2 separate regions of the Homo sapiens genome follow, and region 2 is linked to region 1. Evidence: read pairs that join two places in POLR2A ChIA-PET (ENCODE). Cell type or tissue: Panc1. All regions are shown on one strand. Each heading gives the region's core, and the rest is flanking DNA. Links, peaks and the distances in the headings are about the cores only. Region 1 has its middle 10 kb from the start of SORCS1. Region 2 overlaps SORCS1 (sortilin related VPS10 domain containing receptor 1).

Region 1 (2,927 bases), core at 203-2,702:
GCCAGGCGTAGTAGTGCCCGTATGTAGTCCCAGTTACTCAGGAGGCTGAGGTGGGATGATCACTTGAGTCCAGAAGGTCAAAGCTGCAGCAAGAAGTGATCACACCACTGCACTGCACTCTAACCTGGGCGACAGGAAAGCCCGTTTCAAAAAAAAAAGAAAAAAAGAAAGAGAGAGAGAGAGAAAGAAAGAGAGAAAGGAAGAAAGGCAGGAAAAGAAGGAAGAAAGAAAGAGAAAAGGAAGGAAGGAAGGAAGGAAAACAGGGAAGGAGGGAGGAAGGAAGGAAGGAAGGATTACATATAATACTTTTTAATAACTCATGAATCAAAAAAGAAATAACAATGGAGATATTTTAAAAGTTAAACTAAGTGGTAATGAGTGGGTCATATCAAAACGTGTGAGATGCAGCTAAAGCAGTGATTATAGGGGAATAAAAAGTTTCAAATATATGTACACATATATATGTGTGTATATAAGCAGAAATAAAGCAAAATATACAAAAGAATAACTCAAATTTGCTTTTAACAATTAATAAACCTGATAAACTTCTAGTAAGTTTGATCAAGGACAATGAAAGAAAACAAAAATTACCCATATCAGAAATCAAGAAGAGGACATTAATATAGATCTAACAGATAGCAAAATGATAAGAGTAATACAATAATAAAACAAATTTATATCAATAGATTTGAAAATTCAGATGCAATGAATAAAGTATTTGAAAAACACAATGTACCAAAACAAACACAAAAAGAAATAAACTGGCTGGGCACGGTGGCTCACACCAATAATCCCCAGCACTTTGGGAGACCAAGGTGGGAGTATCACTTGAGATCAGGAGTTTGAGACCAGCCTGGGTCACATGGTGAAACCCCGTCTCTACCAAAAATACAAGCATTAGCCAGGCATGGTGGCACACACCTGTAATCCCAGCTACTCGGGAAGCTGACAAGAGAATCACTTGAACCTGGGAGGCAGAGGTTGCAGTGAGCCAAGATCACGCCACTGCACTCCAGCCCGGGTGACAGAGCGAGATTCCATCTAAAAGAAAGAAAGAAAGAAAGAAATCTAAATAGGTTGATAAATAGTAAATAAAGCTTCCCATAAAGTAAACTCCAGATCCAAGTAATGTCAGTGGTTATTTCATTCAAACAAATAAGGAAGAAATAACACTAATCTTACACGAACTCCCCCAGAATATAGAGAAAGGGTGAACTCTTATCAGCTTGCTTTATGGTGCCACTTTAACCTTGATTTCAAAATCCATTAAGGACATTATACAAAAGGGAATTAAAAGACAGGATATCTCATGAATATACTTGCAAAAATCCTAAACAAAATATAAACAAATCAGATTCAACACTATAATAAAATAAAATGTTTTGTTCAAGTGGAGTTTGTTCTAGGAAGGTAAAATTAGCTTCACATTTGATAATTAGTTAATATTGACAGAACAGAGGAGAAAAACGTGACCATATTGCAAGATGTGGAAAGGCATATAATAAAATTCAAAACCTATTCGTGTTGTTAAAATGTCAGCAAATTAGGAATTTAAAAAATTAATATAATAAAGTGATTGGCAAGAAAAACTCCAGTAAACAGCATACTTCACAGTGAAATAATAAAACCTTTCCCCCTGCTCTTGAGCCAATTTTCCCCATACAATATTTTAAATTATTACCATTTCTATTCAATATCATATTCATCTTGCTAGCCAAACAATCATCAACCAATCAATGGTAGATATATTTCAAATAGAGAAGTAGAATTTTAATATGCACATATCCTTAAGTACATAAAAATTCTAAAGGGCCCTAAAAATTATTAAAATTAATAAGTATAATTAACAATTTCACCAGATATAAGGTCAATATAAAATTAATTTTGTTTTTATATTCTAGCAATAATCAATTAAAAATTAAGATAAAGAGATCATAGTCACAATGCCACCAAATACCTTAAGTAACTGAAAATAAATGTATTGAAAGATGTGGCCGGGTGCGGTGGCTCATGCCTGTAATCCCAGCACTTTGGGAGGCCGAGACGGGTGGATCACGAGGTCAGGAGATCGAGACCATCCTGGCTAACACGGTGAAACCCCATCTCTACTAAACAAAATACAAAAAATTAGCCGGGAATGGTGGCGGGCGCCTGTAGTCCCAGCTACTCGGGAAGCTGAGGCAGGAGAACGGCGTGAACCCGGGAGGCGAAGCTTGCAGTGAGCCGAGATGGCGCCACTGCACTCCAGCCTGGGTGACAGAGCAAGACTCCATCTCAAAAACAACGACAAAAAAAGAAGGATGTGCAGGATTTCCATATTGGAAAACTAACAAATATTGCTAAGAGAATTTAAAGATCAAAATAAATGCAGAAAAATAATATATTAATGGATGGGAGGTCTCAATATTTTTAAAATACTGATTTATCCCTGATTGATCTATACATACAATGCAATCCTATTAAAAAGTCCATCATTCCTAGAAGTTGACAATGAGATTCTAGAACACGCTGGAAGAACTAAGGGACTTCATATCAGGTTTTATGATGTATTATGATGTTCTAATAATTAAGAAGTGCTTTGTTAGCACAAAATTTGACAAACTTGATGCATTAAGGAGAATAGAAAATTCAGAAACAATCACACACACGTAGTCACTTGACTTCAATAAATGTGCCATGGCAATATGATAGGAAAAGGATTCTTAAATTTTAAATTAATGGTGCTGAGTTCATTGATATCCATATACTACAACATGAACCTTGAACCTTACTTCATGCCATATACATACAAAGAAATTCCAGATGGATTATAGATATAAATGATAAAACAATACAGCTTCTAGAAAAAATTTCACAAACATGAGGTAGGAAAAGATTTATTAAACTGAAAATAAAAAGCATTAGCCATAAAGAAAAGGTTTGAAGTA
Region 2 (2,927 bases), core at 260-2,759, 83 kb after region 1:
AGGCTTCTCCATCCACCATAGGGAATGTGGCTTTTATTCTGAGGGAGATTTCAAACAGGGAGTGACATGAAAGACTCAGTTTTTTTTTTTTTTTGAGACTGAGTCTCACTCTGTCGCCAGGCTGGATGCCAGGCTGCAGTGATGTGATCTCAGCCCCCTGCAACCTCCTTGTCCCGGGTTCAAGCGATTCTCCTGTCTCAGCCTCCCAAGTAGCTGGGACTACGGGCACACACCACCATACCCAACTAATTTTTGTATTTTTAGTAGAGACAGGGTTTCACTGTGTTGGCCAGGATGGTTTCTATCTCTTGACCTTGTGATCTGCCCTCCTCGGCCTCCCAAAGTGTTGGGATTACAGGCGTGAGCCACCACGCCTGGCCGAAAGACTCGCTTTGTAAGTGAATTGCTCTAGTTGAGAATAGAGTGAAGGGGAGAGGGTATAATGAAGAGATGTCATTCAGGATGCTATTTCAGACATTGAAGCATGTTTCAGACCGGAGATGTTTCAGACCAGGGATGCAGCACTGTCGGTCAATCGAAGTGTGTATGTGCTGGGCATATATGTGGAAATCAGTCATACATTTTGGGAACCAGTACTGCATCTTGGTTAAAAAAAATCATGGCTCTGCAGTCAGGCGGCTTGAGTTCAAATTGTAGTTTGAGTGCTTACTAGCAATGGAATCTTGAAGAATTCCACTAAAGCATAAGCTGCATGAGGCTTTTGTAAGGATTAAATGAGAAATGACTGAAAAGTACCAAAGAAAGCTCCCTAGCTCATAAAACTTAAATCATTACCTGGCATTATTATTGCTATGGTTTCTTTCCTTATTGAACTTGAGAAAAGTTGGAATCATGAAGCAGTAAGGTTTTTTTTTTTTTTTTTTTTTTTCATGGTCTTCTTTTAGCCCGTGAACCTGGGAATATTTTCCAAAAAGCTGAAAGTGCTTTTCAGGATTTGTCTGGCATAGGTACTTAGAAGTAAAATATAAAGCCTTCTGTTTCTCAAGTCCTGCACTTGGTTTTCCAGTGAAAAGCCACAAAAAGATATACTTGGCATCTTATGGTTATTGAGAAAAGGGTGTAAAAATAAAGTTGTGATAGCTCTCTCACAGCAGGTTGCTTAGTTCTTAAGCCTGTTCTTTGCTAATCTGTAGTATGTGTTTGATTCCTGAATGGGAGCTCAGTAAGAAGAATGAAGGAGCCCAGCATCTGACTGGCAGGCATATTGGACTGCAGCCTTGTCATGTGCAAGGCAGGGAGAACGATACCATTGAGAGTAGAGCAGCACTAGCTGTCATGCATTCAGCACTTAAGTGTGTGCCAAGCCCTATGCTTGCATTGCCTCTCACCATGCAATATGGATGATATTATCCCTCAATACTACTCAGCTTCCACAACCATAAACAATGATCTCCTGAAGAATTCTTGTCTCTCATCCTGGTTTTCACTGCAGAAAGAGCTCGTGTCAGTCTTGGGCAACATCAGCTCCTGAAGCGTTCTTGGCATCTTAGAATCACACAGAGGATGTATCATGCAGTTTGAGAGTCTCTCTCTTTCCTAAGCTCCAATTTTGCAGTTGCCTTTAGTATGGCTTCCAATCCTTCTGCTTAGAAGCATTTCTGAACTTCAGATGTATGGATGTACCTGCTTTACCACATTTTCATAGTTGGCTTAAGCAAGAGATCTTTTTATCTTCCTTCCTAAATCAACTTTCAATATTCTTAAATCACCTTTGCAGCTCTTCTCGGAAATCTCTTAGATTTACTGGCCTGTTTTGGTCCTGTAGGTACTCTGCTAGATACTGATGTGCAGTGTCGTGTACTCTGATGGCATTATGTAGGAGCTCATTCATACATAAAGACAGGATAATCAGAGAGTGAGTGATGGGTCATGAAACTGTGTGGCAGCTACTTGGCCATTGCAGAATATTAAGATTTTTGCATTTTACCATCTGGAAGAGTGAAAAGAGTTGAAGAAAATAAAATGTAGCCAAATGGATCATTTAGGCTTTGAAGGACCAAAGTCCAGCTGTTAGAGGCACATGGGGGTCTCCAGCAGTTACTCTATCTTGAAGGGACTCTCAGGTAAGCAATATTTCAGAAGATGATTGAATCTCGGTGACTTATTCTCCTCCACCTGGATCCTTAATGTAGCAGCAAATGAACTCGGTCTCTGGAATTTGAAGTTCATGCCCATGCATAAAATGTTAAAGATGACTTTAAAACAGACACTCCATTCATCTTCCCAAGTTTATGGGACTGTCAGGAGGCCAGAGGCACAAGTTTGGAAACATCAGAAGATTTATCCTCCAGGAAATGGAAATTAATGTCCCATCTTAATCTCAGCCATCCTCCTCCTGTTTATATGACCACATTAAATGATGAAACAATGGATTGTTATCATCAGAAGGCTGACTCATAGAAAAGGGAGAGAGGACAGCAGCATTTGCTTTGAATCCTAAGGAGTCAGTCATCACCGATGCTGGGGAACCCATAAGCAGGTGGTGAGGATTATGGGATTTATCAGGGAAGGCTCAAATGGGGCTACTCACCAGCTCTGTTGCATAGGCAGGAAGGGATTAGTAGAAGAGTCATGTCAGCAGCAGCTGCGTGATGAGATTTGTGACAAAATGTGGTAAAGGATGCTGCATGAACTACTTTTGTTGGTATTTTCCCATGATGAACCATAACAGAGGGCTTGGGTCTCCCTCGCTTTTACTTTTTCCTCTAGACACCTCATGGAGATAGAGCTTTTCTTTCCCATGTGTTTACTCTCTTCTAGGTCACTGGCTATCTTTTCTTTCATTTCACTCACCAATTGTGTGTGTACGTGTGTGTGTGTGTGTGTGTGTGTACTTTAGAATAGATACCTGGCTGTATTGGACAATCAATTCTAGATCCAGTGTTGCTTCTGACAGCGTCTCTTTC

Evidence for each region. ChIA-PET counts read pairs that join two places held together with the same protein. Peaks named below come from ENCODE experiments on the same cell type or tissue, not always from the same donor. Only the 100,000 strongest peaks of a DNase experiment are listed, where the experiment ranks them.
Region 2: POLR2A ChIA-PET joins it to region 1 with 13 read pairs; 2 of 35 experiments call an interaction of 5 or more read pairs at or near these places.

The regions. Positions count from the first base shown.
Region 1 is chr10:107,173,573-107,176,499 of GRCh38, reverse strand. It overlaps a transcript of SORCS1 not described here. Among named protein-coding and RNA genes, the nearest start is that of SORCS1, 10 kb to the right of the region's middle. In Panc1, for the core only: no CTCF peak of the experiment used is centred there; no DNase peak of the experiment used is centred there.
Region 2 is chr10:107,090,846-107,093,772 of GRCh38, reverse strand. The region is part of intron 1 of SORCS1 (sortilin related VPS10 domain containing receptor 1); the gene reads left to right. Among named protein-coding and RNA genes, the nearest start is that of SORCS1, 72 kb to the left of the region's middle. In Panc1, for the core only: no CTCF peak of the experiment used is centred there; a DNase peak (open chromatin) is centred at 1,316.